2 separate regions of the Homo sapiens genome follow, and region 1 is linked to region 2. Evidence: chromatin contacts called from ENCODE Hi-C or POLR2A ChIA-PET data. All regions are on one chromosome and are shown on one strand. Each heading gives the region's core, a stretch centred on a gene start or an enhancer-like site at or near the end of the contact. The rest is flanking DNA. Distances are from core to core; before and after follow the strand shown.

Region 1 (6,750 bases), core at 1,436-3,935, 130 kb after region 2:
GCCAAAGCCCAGACTCCCTGACCACAACAGCAGGTGGCAGGAAGCACTCCTCCCCACTTTACTCCCAGCTGCCTTCTGTTCCAGCTCCTGCCCCTGAGCCTCCTGGAACCCCTTTCTAAGCATGATTCCCTATCTGTAACCGCCATGTCCACTCCTCTCATGAACTAAACCCTTGCTTGTGACCATCACATGTATACTGAATGTAAAGAATTATTAGCTAGTAACAGGTGGTAATCTACTAAAAGGGGGTAAAAAGGAAAACAGAAGTCGCAAATGAAGGAAACAGCTGTGACAGCTAGGCACAGAAACAGGCCAGATGTGGGTGGAGGAGCTGCCTGTAGACGCCGAGCACCTCCTGGAGGCTGAGCCTCCAGCCCCAGCATGCTTGGGAAGAGGCCAAGTCAGGGCAGCCTCCAGCTGGAGGTCACCTGTCCCCCTTAAGTTTCCGGGCACTGTCTCTGTCCCCTGCCTTTGATTTTCTCTTGTCACCAGCCAGCTCTGACAGATGGAGCACATACAAATCCCCTCTTACCCCACCCAGTGGGTGGCCCAGTGCCTGGATCCAGGACGCCTGTGCCAGGGCCTCCCCATGTGGGTGACTATACCTGGTGCAGGTATTGCGGGGGCCGTGAGGGAGGTGGGACAAAGGTCTTCAGGACACCCCCATTAGCAGGAGGACAGAGCACCGCACATGGGCTTTAGAGCCCTATGGAGCCGGTTCCCATCCCAATTCGGCCTTCACCAGGGGAAGTCCCTTGACTCATCTGAGCCTCTGTGTCCTTGATGTGAAGTGCGGACTTGCACAGGTGACAGAGAAGAAGCAATGAGATGATGCAGGGTGACCCCACAGCACCCCGTGGTCCCCAGGAAGTTGCCAGAGGCCTGAAGGGGGCTTCTCTCCTGACTGGATCTGGAAGCCTGGGTCCTTTGCCAGGGCCACCTAACAGAGTGTGGCCATGAAACTCTCGCACTCAGTGGAGATGGATTAGGGATGTTGGAGATCCCAGCCATGGGTGACAAAGAGGGGTTCAGAGGGAAAGCCCAGGGTGGGAGTGGGTATCCATGGACACAGCTGCAAGCGCTTAGTAACCAGAAGGGTCCCCCATCTCAAACACCTGTGGCCTGCTAACTCACCCCAGGACACCCAGTCCTGCCTCATCCACAGCCAGCCCGGGCAGATAGGAATGGAGCAGAGCAAGGCAGGGGCCTTGGGGTATGTCCAAGCTCCTCCTGAGCATCCCAGGTGCTGCCTTTCCCCTGCAAGGGTCCAACGAGGAATGGATCCCCTGGGTCACAACGTAGGACTGTGCTCTCCCTAGGGAGGCCTCCTGGGCTGCAGCACAGTCAGAACAACACAGAGGGGCTGACGGTAGCCAGAGGGTTTCACCCTAGGAGACTTAGCCTACACGAGCGTCAGACCTCCCCAGAGCTGCACAAAGGTTCTTCAGAAAGTAGCCAGTCCTGGCATTGTCCACTCAATATGTTCCACCTGAACTTAGAGTGAAAACCAGACTCATTTGCCCTATGGGTCCTTCCCCATCTGACCTTCACCTGCTCCTCTCCATCCTCCCCTCCCAGCTCACTCCTCCCACTCATGACCAGCCAGGCTGTTCTTTATTCCCTACTATTGTAGGTGTGCCCACCTGGTCTCTGCCTCGGGGCCTGTGCACTTGCCCTCTCTTTTGCCTAAGATGCAGCCCCCAAGCTCAGATCACCCATGAATGCCTCCCTCTTGTCTTTCTGCCTTTGTTCAGATTTCATCTCTCAAGATGCCCTCCTTCTCACTGTCATATTTCCTCCCCACCCCAAGGCAACCACCATCTATGCAGTCATCCTGTTTATTGTATCCTTAGCTCCTCTCACCAGTTGAATTCTTCATTTATTTTTGTTGTTTAACTCTCCACTTAGAATACAAGTTTCATGAGGGCAGGACTGTGTCTCTCACATTCAATTCTATATTGCTTAGGCCCTAGATCAATAAGTAATGTTTACTGACTGAATGAATGAAAAGAGGGCAGCCCCCACCCACCACCACTTGCTCCTCCCAATCTCAATGTGGACACTAGGATTTCTTTCTCTCAACTGCAAAACACCGTGCCCGAGAGACTAATTCACCTGCTTCAGTCTCTCCAGACATAACTGGTTAGAAATCGCTGTGGGGGAATCTGGATCTGCACTCTTTTTCTCTTCATCCTCTACCCTCTTCCCCTCCCCCACAGGGTCAGCCACCTGGCAGGGCATCTGAATGTCCCAGCTGGACCCAGATTTTGCCCAGGTGCTGCACCCCCTGCCTTGCCCCACAGGCCTTTGTTCTCCCACAGGCTCCCTTCTCAAAGCAGAGCCCTGAAGACTTCAATGATGTCAATGAGGCCACCTGTTTGTGATGTGCAGGCACAGAAGAAAGGCACAGCTCCCCATCAGTTTCATGGAAAATAACTCAGTGCCTGCTGGGAACCAGCTGCTGGAGATCCCTACAGAGAGCTTCCACTGGGGGCAACCCTTCCAGGAAGGAGTTGGGGAGAGAGAACCCTCACTGTGGGGAATGCTGATAAACCAGTCACACAGCTGCTCTATTCTCACACAAATCTACCCCTTGCGTGGCTGGAACTGACGTTTCCCTGGAGGTGTCCAGAAAGCTGATGTAACACAGAGCCTATAAAAGCTGTCGGTCCTTAAGGCTGCCCAGCGCCTTGCCAAAATGGAGCTTGTAAGAAGGCTCATGCCATTGACCCTCTTAATTCTCTCCTGTTTGGCGGAGCTGACAATGGCGGAGGCTGAAGGTAAGAAAATTGAACCAGATTTATTCACCAAAACAGAGAAGTTCTTCTCTTAAGAGGCCTCTTTCAAAATTTTTCAAAGTGTTTATATCTGTTGGCCCCAGTTCAGAGAAAAATGTACTCTAATGCTCTTGGAGGGGATTTTAAATTAGTTCTAATTTTATTTGGCTCATCTGACAATGTCCATAAAAATATCAAAAGTGTATAGAATTTTACTGAGTAATTTACTGCTAAGAGTTTATGTTTTGGAAATAAGCATAAAAGTGTCCAAAGATATATGTATAAATATGTGCACTTACATAATTGTAAACTACAACATGAATTTTCATTATTTCTTACGGTAAATCCATAAAATGGAACACTCTTTTTTGCAACTTAAAAAAAAATGATGGCTGGGGGCGGTGGCTCACGCCTGTAATCCCAGCACTTTGGGAGGCCAAGGTGGGTGGATCACGAGGTCAGGAGTTCGAGACCAGCCTGGCCAACATGGTGAAACCCCATCTCTACTAAAAATACAAAAATTAGCCAGGTGTGGTGATGCGTGCCTGTAGTCCCAGCTACTCGGGAGGCTGAGGCAGGAGAATCGCTTGAACCCGAGAGGTGGAGGTTGCAGTTAGCTGCGATCATGCCACTGCACTCCAGCCTGGGTGACAGAGCAAGACTCCGTCTCATAAAAAAAAAAAAAAAAGACTCTGATCTATAATGTGTCCATAGACCACATTAAGAGAAAAAAGAGATCTGAAGTTTGTGTACAATATGATGGTTCTTATGTTTGAAATATATACATTCAAGCATTTTAAATGTCTAGAAATAGAAGAGGAAAGGAAAAGGAGTGGAAGAATTTACACCAAGGTTTTAGTGATGATTGTTTCTGGATGGATGGGGTTATGGGAGTATATGGGAGAATAAATAAAAATAAAGCTTTGTTCCTATGTAGGTGGGGTTTTTGACCATTAGTCAAAATCTTGGTGGGATTTTGAATTAGTACTAATTTTATTTGGGCCCATCTGACAACATACATAAAAATATAAGAATTTACCAAATAATTTTTAAAAATTTTATAGAAAAAAATTTTCACTATGTTGCCCAGGCTGGTCTCGAACTCCTGAGCTCAAGTGATCCACCCGCTTTGGCCTCCCAAAGTGCTGGGATTACAGGTGTGAGTCACCACGCCCAGCCCCTTACCGGGTAATTTCACTGCTAACAGCTTATCTTTAGGATCCAGTTATTTTTCCTCTTCCCCTTTTCTCTTTCTTCTCTTCTTTCTCCTTTTTAATAACAGCTTTATTAAGATATGATTAACATACCATAAAATCCACCATTTTAAAGTATACAATTTAGTGTTTTTTAGTATATACACAGAATTGTGCAACAATCACCACTATCTAATTCCAGAACATATTCTTCACCCCCAAAAGAAACTGTCTCAGGCTCAGCATGATGGCTCAAGCCTACAATCCCAGCACTTTGGGGGGCTGACATGGGAGCATTGCTTGAGGCTGAGAGTTTGAGACCACCCTGAACGACGTAGTGAGACCTCGACTCTACAAAATTAAAAAAAAAATTTTTTTAGCCAGGCATGGTGGTACATGACTGTAGTCCCAGCTACTCTGGCGGCTGAGGTGGGAGGATCACTTGAGCCCAGTAGTTTGAGGCTGCAGTAAGCTATGATTGTGCCATCTCAATCCAGTATAGGTAACAGAGTGAGACTCTGTCTGTCCCTCTCTCTATATATATATATATTTATATATAGTCTCTCTATATATATAGTCTCTCTATAGTCTATATATAGTCTTTATATAGTCTATATATATAGTCTCTATATATAGACCAATGTTTTATATATATATAAATATATCTAACAATATATATAACTGTATATTATATATAGACTAATGTGATGAATATTAGTGTACAAGTTTCTGTGTGGACATATATATATATATATATATATGTATGTATATATATGTATGAAGAAAGTCTGTATTCACTACCATTCACTCTCCATTTCTCCTGATGTCTCCAGCACAAGGAAACCACTACTCTACTTTCTGTCTCTATAAATTTACTTATTCTGGATATTTCACATAAATGAAATCATGTAATATGTGGTATTTCACTTAGCATAATATTTTCAAGGTTCGTATGTATTGTAGCATGTATCAGTACAATCAGCCCTCAGTACCTGTGGGTTCAGCATTCATGGATTCAACCAACCATGAATTGAAAACATTTGAAAAAATAAGGGTTGGTTACAGAACATGTACAAACTTTTTTCCTTGCTGTTATTTCCTAAATAATATAGTAAACAACTATTTACACATCATTTACACTGTATTATAAATAATCTAGAGATGTTTTGAAGTGTACAGGATGTGTGTAGGTCACATGCAAACACTGTCATTTTACATAAGGGACTCCAACATCCATGGATTTTGGTATCCACAGGGGGTCCTGGAACCAATCATTCGTGGACACCAAGGGATGACTGTACCTCATTTCTTTTTATTGCTGAATAATATTCCAATGTATGGATAGACCATGTTTTATTTATTCATCAATTGATGAACATTTGGCTTATTATGACTAATGTTGCGATGAATATAGTATACAAGTTTTTATGTGGACATTTGTTTTTATTTCTTTTGGGGATATGCCTAGCAATAGAATTGCTGGGTTATGATAACTGTATGTTTACTCTTTTGAGGAACTGCCAGACTGTTTTCCATGGCAGCTGTACCACTTTACAATCCCATAAGCAGTGTATAAGCATTCCAGTTTCTCCATGTCCTTGTCAACACTTGCTGTTTTCTGTGTTTGACTCTAGCCATCCTAATGCATGTGAAGTGATATCTCGTTGTGGTTTTCATTTGTATTTCCCTGATGACTAATGATGCTGAATATATCTTTACATGCATATTGGCCATTTATAGATCTTCTTTGGAAAAATGTCTATTCTGGTTCTTTGTCCATTTTAAATTGGATTATTTGCCTTTTAGTTATTGAATTGTAAGAATTCTTTATACATTCTAGAAATCAAGTGTCTTTTAAAAACCATCCTTTTTTTCCCAGGTTGATCTATAAATTCAGTGCAATTCCAATACAAATCCCAGTAAGAATGTTAAATAGATACAGACATGCTGACTCTAAAATTTATTGAAAAAGCAAAGGAACTGGAATAGCCAAAAAAATTTTGCAAAAGAACAGTAAAGTTGGAACAGTCATGTTACCTACAGTAATAACATAAACTACAGTAATCAAGCAGGTGTGGTTTGCCAAAAGGATAGACAGAGAAAATTGAAATAGAATAGAGTTCAGAAATAGATCCACACAAATATGGTCCTTTGATTTTTGACAAAGGTGCAAAGGCAATTTAATGGAGAAAGGACAGCCTTTTCATCAAATGGTCTTGGAACAATTGGACACCCATATGCAAAAAATGAACTCAACCTAAGCCTCATTTCTTACACATAAATTAGTTCAAAATGGATCATAGATCTAAATGTAAAATGTAAAACTATAGTATTTTTAAAAAGAAAACATGGGAGAAATCTTTGTAACCTGGGGTTGAGCAAAGAGTTCTTAGACAAGACACCAAAAGCACAACCCATAAAAGAAACTATTACTAAATTGGACTTTATAAAAGATTTAAAACTTTTGTTTTGGGAAAGACACTGTTAAGAGGATGAAAAGACAAGATACAGATTGGGAGAAAATATTTTCAAATTGCAGATGCAACAAAGGACTTGTATTCAGCATATATAAAAAACTCTCAAAACCCAATCATGAAAACAAAAAGCCAAGTTAAAAAAAAAAGGGCAAAAGACTGAGAGATACTTACCAAAAAGGATATATAGAAGGCAAATAAGAACATGAAATGATGTTCAATGTCATTAGCCATTAGGGAAATGTAAGTTAAAACCATGATGGGATGCTGCTACACATCTGTTAGAATGGCTATACAAAGCAATAC
Region 2 (7,369 bases), core at 4,574-7,073:
GGAGTCCTGGAGTCTTGCTCTGTCACCCAGGCTGGAGTGCAGCGGCGTGATCTCTGCTCACTGCAAGCTCTGCTTCCCGGATTTGCGCCATTCTCCTGCCTCAGCCTCCCGAGTAGCTGGGACTACAGGCGCCCACCACCACGCCCAGCTAATTTTTTGTATTTTTTAGTAGAGATGGGGTTTCACCGTGTTAGCCAGGATGGTCTAGATCTCCTGACCTCGTGATCCACCTGCCTCAGCCTCCCAAAGTGCTGGGATTACAGGCGTGAGCCACCATGCCCAGCCAACATCTGACTTTTAAGGAACTTGTATTTATGAATATTAAACTGAATTCTAGAGGAATGAAACTGCTATAACCCAAGATTCTTAACAAAAGGAAAAAAACTAAATGATTTAGAAGCTAGCTTCCATGTAGACAATCCAAATGCAGTAGCTCAAAACAAATGATAAGCTAAGGACCCCTCATTAAAAAATACCAATTTCCTAAGACTCATGTCAATAAGCTTTGAAAAGTCATTCTCTTTTCCCCTCTTAAGGCTGAACCGGGGGCCACAAGAGCTCAACTTTATTCTCTATGGAAAGATGCCTGGTCTTTACTTTCTGGCTCCCGCTTATTTACTGGATATGGATGAGCAAAGTTTCTCACTGAGCAAAGGTCCATGAAGGTTTCAGGTAGAATTCATTCATTGATTTAACAAATATGTATTGAACGTCTTATATGAAAAATACTGTACAACCACATGCTGAGCTGGGGGTGTAGCAAGATCCTTGCGTTTGCCAAGGCTGATAATGTAATAGAGACAGATAAACAGTTAAATAAAGCAAAAAATAATTTCAGATGGTGGTAAGTAGATAAGTGAGCAAAGACAATAAAGTGACAATGATAAGAGTGACAGGGTAGCCCAACTAATGTTCTTTGCTTTAGTTAGGATGGTCAGTGAAGGCAGTCAAGTATAAGAATGTGGGAAGGGCAGAGGGGCAGCAAGTACAAGGGCCCCAGGGCAAGAACATGCTCCTTGTGTTCGTGCAAGAGAAAGGCTGAAAAGAAGCCAGGAGGAGAGTGGCAGAATATGAAGTTGGAGAATTAATCTGGGTTAGATCACCTAAGTTAGGGTAAGGAGTTTGAATTTTACTCAGATTATGGGAGTGGCACTAAAAAGTTTTAAGCGAGTGAGCTCATCAAGTTAAAGCTCAACCTCAAGATGATCTTCCTCACACTGAAAAGAGCCCAGGTTCTGGAGTGAGTGCGATCTCACTGGGTCCAGATCTTGGCTCTGCCACTTCCTACCTGGGTATATTACTTTACTTATCTGGGCCTCAGTTATCCCATCTATAAAATGGGGATAGTAGTTTCTACCCTTAAAGGGTGGTTGTGAGGACTGAATGAGACCATATATATAAAGTGTTCAGAACTGGGAGAGAATTTGAGTTTTAGTGACTATTCAGCCAGTGATCACTAGCTAATTTTCATACCCATGCCCTTTTGTTCTATTTAGTCTGTTTGTTTAGAGACAGGGTTTCACTGTCACCCAGGCTGGAGTGCAGTGGCATTATCATAGCTCAACTGCAACCTCAAACTCTTGGGTTCAAGTGATCCTCCCTTCTTGGCCTCCCAAGTGCTGGGATCACAGGTGTGAGCCACTGCACCCAGTTTGTTTACAGTCTTAAAAGAGGTAAAGCATAGCAAATATTTTTTTAAGGGAACTATAACCTTAAGATAAGATTCCTAAAAAGAATTTCAAAAGGAATTATAGACACTGTTCCCAATGTAACCCAAAATTTAAGAAAATATTAGCCGGGGGTGATAGCTCATGCTCGTAATCCCAGCAATTTGGGAGGTCAAGTTGGAAGAATTGCTTGAGGCCACGAGTTTCAGACCAGCCTGGGCAACATAGTGAGACCCTGTCACTACAACAAATTAAAAAATTAGCTGGGCTTGGCAGTGTGGGCCTGTAGTTCCAGTTACTTAGGGGACTGAGACAGGAGAACTGCTTGAGCCCAGGAGGTCAAGCCTGCAGTGAGCTGATACCGATCCCTCGTGGACAATATGCAGGAACTAAGGAAGTGTGGGCAATATACCTCTGGAACTGCGCTGTCCAATAAATAGCCACTGGCCACATGAGGCTACTTAAGTTTAAATCAATAAGTTAAACAAAAAAATTCAGGTCATCAGTTACACTAGCTACTTTTAAGGGCTCAATAGTCAAATGTGGCTAGCAGCTACCATATTAGTGCAAATATAGAACATTTCCATCGCCAGCGAAGTTTCTGCTAGAAATATGCTGCTCTAGAACTCTCAAGACATACGTAATGAATGAAATGCATTAGACAGCATAGCCTACAAGCCTCACATATGCAAAAGCAGTGTAACTATGGTGAGCTCTAAGGCAAATAGGACCCAGTACCTGTTGCACTCTTTCACAGATCTCTTTCTATAAGAAAACTACCAGGCAACCTATTTAGACTATCTATTTTAGCAAGAGAATCAAAGATGTGTTCTCTGAATTCCCTGCTCCAACTACTGGAAGACAGTATAATCGTAACAGTTATGAGCAGACATTTGCAAATAAACTTGGGTTCAAATCTTTCTGGACAAACTAAATTTTCCCATTTCACTTTTAGCTTCCACACAAAGTGGGGAATAATGTCTCTCCAATGCCTGTGTGAGGACTAACTAAACCAACATAGACAAAGCACTGACCATGATACCTGGCACAGGGGAGCATCCAGGGAGGGATGATTGAGTGGAATACCTGGCCTCCGAAGCACATGCTGGACTCGGAATTGTGAGGCTGTTGTGTTCCCAAGCATTTTTCTCAGGGTTGGGCTTTTCTAGCTTTCTTCCCATCAGGTGGATGGTCTCAGGAGGCAGTGCCTGTGGCCTCTGGCCATTCCTCTGTAAACAGGTCTCAAGAGGACAATCTAAAAAGAGCTGGCAAAAGCCCAACGAATCTGAAAACAGTTTAAAATGATAGAATTACTGGTATACTCTTTTTCCAAAATATGAAATAAACATATATTAGACAAATTATGACAATTATAGTAGGAAAAACTCCGTTTGCAATACTGAACATCTAGCTTTTAAAATTAAGTAAATCTACATAACCTCCTAATCAAGTTAAATTCTCATTGAAGACAATAGTGTTTTTGATACGTGAATAAGTATCTCCATGTGTAAGAAAAAAAAAGTTTTAATTACATTTCCGAGCCAGCTGGTAGACTTCATATCTCATACTCTGATAATAAAAATTGTCATCCAAAACCAAAAACAAAGGTCTAGAAACAGCAGTTTTTGTTAAGAGGTAGCAAGACTGGGCCTCAAATGCTGCAGAAAATATCAGATCTTGATCCTTTAAGCAGGTTATAAAATCTTCCCACATGGCTTCAGTCCTGTTGGGTGGGACAGACATCTGACACCCATTAATGACAGCCATCAAGAAGTATTCCAGGTACTTCAACAGTTCCTGTCGAAGCAATTTCCATTGGGATGGCTACAAGAGACCAAAGAATTGCAATTCATATTAGGCCACTAGGGTGGTCAGTCATCTGGCCTCACTGCCACCCTGCCCCATATGAAAATTTCAGCTCACAATACGGAACCATCTGTAGTTCTCTAACACACCTGGTTTCACATGACTCCATATATACCATTCCTTCTGCCTGGAAAACTAATGTTACTAGTGCTGTGTAAAGCTTTCTCAGACTCAACCATGCAGAAGGCAGCTCAGCCTCTCCCTTGCCCATCATGAAACCCCATTCTATACATATATCTCCACTCTAGCAGTGCTTACACAGTTTAAGCATTTGTTTACACTTCTCTCTCTGCTAGATCACTGTCCATTGCATACTCAGCCTCCAGCAGAGGGTCGGTGCTCCAGAAATGTATATTAAATGGATGACTGACTGAATAAGTGAATAAATGAAAGAACTTATTTATCATCCAAGAGAAAGGTGGAGTCAAAATAGTCTGGCTAAGATATAATAATGCAGGTTTTCCCCTGAAATGGGAAAGGTAGTAGACAGCAAAAAGATCAGGTGAAAAGTCTCTGGGTCAAGAAGAAAAGACCTCAGGCTAACAAATGAGTTGATATGGGATGGGGAAAGATGGAGGAAACAAACTGAGGGGAATAAACAGCTTGAGAATACAAGTAATCTTGTGCTGGTCAAGGGCTGTGGAGAATCCTGACATAGTTAAGAAATCTAAGCTGGAGGGAAAACACGAGGACAGGGGAGTGAGAACTCTCACTTGCCTGCCCATGCCTTACCACCACTGAGATTACACTACATACAACAAACACATCAGCTAAACCCACTAAATTGGAAACACATATCACTTCCTAAGTGAGCAGATGAGTCCCACAGTCTTTGTCCATAGGAAAAGCGTGGAAAAAACAACATAATACAAGTGAAGGGAAAGCCAGCAAATACAACAATCCCTATCGACAACTTTCAGCTTTCTCCGAAGTGTTGAAAATACTATCATCCAGGTCAATCCTGCGCTATCCTGACACTGCACTTACTTCACAATTAACCAAGAATGAGAAAGTAGATACACCTTGCTGGAGAGCCCATGCACCAAATGTACTGTATTTTTGTATATATACTTAGAAAGTAGAGTCACATAACATTTGCATTTGATTTCTGTAAATTCATCTACATTAGGCATTAAACAACAAAAATAATAATGTTAACATTTCAGAATATTTCAAAGAGTATTTACTCAAGAGTGAGCATGAGAAACACGAATGTAATCTACTCTTCCCCCAGTGGTCTCAGTTTCCACATGCTTCTCCAAGAGGATGTATCTCACTGTGCTGAGTGTGAGATGAGGAGGGCTTAAAGAGATGTATTTGGAACATACAAGTTTTTCCGTAAATACAAACCCATTACTTCCTCTGGTGGTCAACTAAGAAACAGCCATCCTTCCCAAAGCTGGCAGAGGCAGATTTACTTTGAGATGAACAAAGATTAAGCTTCATAGGTCTGATAATGCATTTGTACAGCCTCTTTCTATCGTTCTGAGGGACCCCAGAAATTTTGTTACTTATAGTTTTTATTCCTTTTCTTAAAGAGGATTCCTCAAATTACAAAACCTGAATCCACCCGTAGCTAGACGTTCAAGTTTTAGAACTTCTTTCCCTCTCCTAAGGAGAAACTTCCTAAGGGATTTTCGACAGTGCATTTGACTATAGGGGCTTTCCACCTTGCACGCTGACTTGAGAACCTGACCCTGTCTGAAGACTCAACTGTATAGAATATACAACATATACATGCATCAAATATACAGATAAGCATCTAAAATGCATCGTTCTAACAGTTGGCTTTGTAACCACTTTCTACAGCCAACGCATTCACCCTCTGCAGTAACTATGTTAACCCAGCTCCACTTTTCTCGAACTTCACCTCCCACACCAAGCAATGGGCGCTCATGGCAAATCACCCAGGACCGCGTGGACGCGAGTGTCCCCGCCCCGCCCCGCCCCGCCCCGCCCCGCCCCGCGGCCCAGGCCCCGCCCCTCCGTGCTGACCGCCGGTCGCGCTCTTGCCCCGGCGAGAAACGCGTCGGGCATGACGTCATCATACGCGACAACACCGATGGCCCAACCCTGCTCCTGCTGCAGCCGGTGGGCGAGGGCGCGCGCGAAAGTCGATTTTCCTGCCGCGGGGAGGCCACAGAGGACGCAGAGGCCTCGTTTCCGCGGCCCGTCGCTGCCGGTTCCTCTGATGTTCTCGGCGGTCTTCATGCTGCCCGGGGAGACCGGAGGAGTCTGGGAGCGTCGTCTCCGCTCTACCGTCTGCCCTGCGCGCACGCGCAGCGTCTCCGCCGCCTACCGGCGCAGTGGAGGAACTGGCCTAGCTGGGTTTCCGTGCGGCCCCAGAGGCACCTGCTCCACCGGTGCCCTGCTTGCTCCCAGGGACCAGAGGCTGGAGAGACCGCGGCGCTGCGTTCCTAGCTCCTGGACATTCCCAAGGGGTCCCAGAGTTAGGATTGATCTTCAAATAGAATCACCCTCCCTGCCGAAAGTTGCCAGCCAGTAGGATTGGCGCCTCAGTTTTGTTAGGATGAGGTCTTTCTGCTTAGGAAAATCCCAAAAGAGACGTTGAGCCTTTCCCTCCAGCAATCTTTCGAAAATAAGTTACTGGAAATCAAAGAATAGAAGGCGAGGCTGACAGTCCGACCACCGCGCTCCTTTGCGGTTCCCAGATGTGAAGAGTGCAAGGGCAAAGTAAACATTCGTTATTGTGCCCTCACAGCACCAGTGGGCAGCAAGCGTGAAGAAATATTGTCAGGAAAGGCACATCCACAGACCTCAATTCCAGTGCATGCAGACAGAGAACAATAGGTGTTTGTGTTAAAAAGTAATACTAAGCTATGGAGAGGTACAAAACAAGTTTTTGTTTTTTGTTTGTTTTTAAGACGGAGTCTCGCTCTGTCGCCCAGGCTGGAGTGCAGTGGCGCAATCTCGGCTCACTGCAACCTCTGCAACCTCCGCCTCCTGGGTTCACGCCATTCTCCTGCCTCAGCCTCCGAGTAGCTGGGAATACAGGCGCTTGCCACCAGGCCCAGCTAACTTTTTGTATTTTTAGTGGAGACGGGGTTTCACCATGTTAGCCAGGATGGTCTCGATTTCCTGACCTTGTGATCCGCCCGCCTCGGCCTCCCAAAGATTACAGGCGCAAGCCACCGCGGCTGGCCAAGTTTTTTTTGTCTGGGGGTGTGTTGTAGAAAAATTGAATTCAGATTACAGTTTTTTGTTTTTTGAGACAGCGTCTCACTCTCTCGCCCGGACTGGAGTGCAGTGGTCCGATCTCGGCTCACCGCAACCTCCGCCTCTCAGGCTCGAGGGATTCTCCTGCCTCAGCCTCCCGAGTAGCTGGGATTACAGGCGAACACCACTACTGCCCAATTAATTTTTGTATTTTCAGTAAGAACGGGGTTTCCTCATGTTGGACAGGCTGGTCTTGAACTGACCGCAAATGATCCACCCGCCTCGGCTTCCCAAAGTGCTGGTATTACAGGCGTGAGCCACCGCGTCGGGCCTAGATTCCAGATTCTTTTATCCTTATATTTTAGGGGATAATTCCTTCTTACCTGTAAAGGGTATGTTCAAAATGTGAAGACGTAAGGACAAAATCAGTGTATACTGTGTCAAAATATGACGAGTAACCTGCTAAAGCTGATATAATTTGTATGAAGCACTTACAAATAATCTCATTTTCCTTTGGACTGAAAGTGAAGAGCAATGAGTTAAACTCTTTATTTCATGACATTTTATCATTATTGGTCCAGTATAAGGTCCCTCTCCTTAATTTGCCCCTCCCCCACTTTTTTAAGAGACAGGGTTTTGCTTTGTCACCCAAGCTGGAG

What was found. Hi-C counts contacts between places; a loop is a spot of excess contacts on that map. ChIA-PET counts read pairs that join two places held with the same protein, here RNA polymerase II (POLR2A). Pooled maps may share reads with other maps.
Region 1: a pooled map shows a loop between it and region 2 (2.2-fold over the local background). The contact joins the promoter of CUZD1 here to the promoter of PSTK in region 2. A Hi-C loop is called at or near these places in 1 of 168 maps with a recorded cell type or tissue (PC-3) and 1 of 50 pooled maps. POLR2A ChIA-PET finds 5 or more read pairs at or near these places in 2 of 52 experiments (SK-N-SH and WTC11).

Annotation. Positions count from the first base shown.
Region 1 is chr10:122,841,792-122,848,541 of GRCh38, reverse strand. It overlaps CUZD1 (CUB and zona pellucida like domains 1), which reads left to right and starts at 2,685. Exons shown (of 9, transcript NM_022034.6): 1 at 2,685-2,780. The coding sequence starts at 2,699. It overlaps FAM24B-CUZD1 (FAM24B-CUZD1 readthrough), which reads left to right. Exons shown (of 11, transcript NR_037915.1): 3 at 2,322-2,780. RefSeq lists enhancers at 948-1,829, 1,896-2,395, 2,396-2,897.
Region 2 is chr10:122,978,855-122,986,223 of GRCh38, reverse strand. PSTK (phosphoseryl-tRNA kinase) reads right to left here and starts at 5,823. Exons shown (of 6, transcript NM_001363531.2): 1 at 5,529-5,823; 2 at 3,200-3,491; 3 at 2,754-2,952. The coding sequence starts at 5,744. RefSeq lists an enhancer at 5,492-5,811.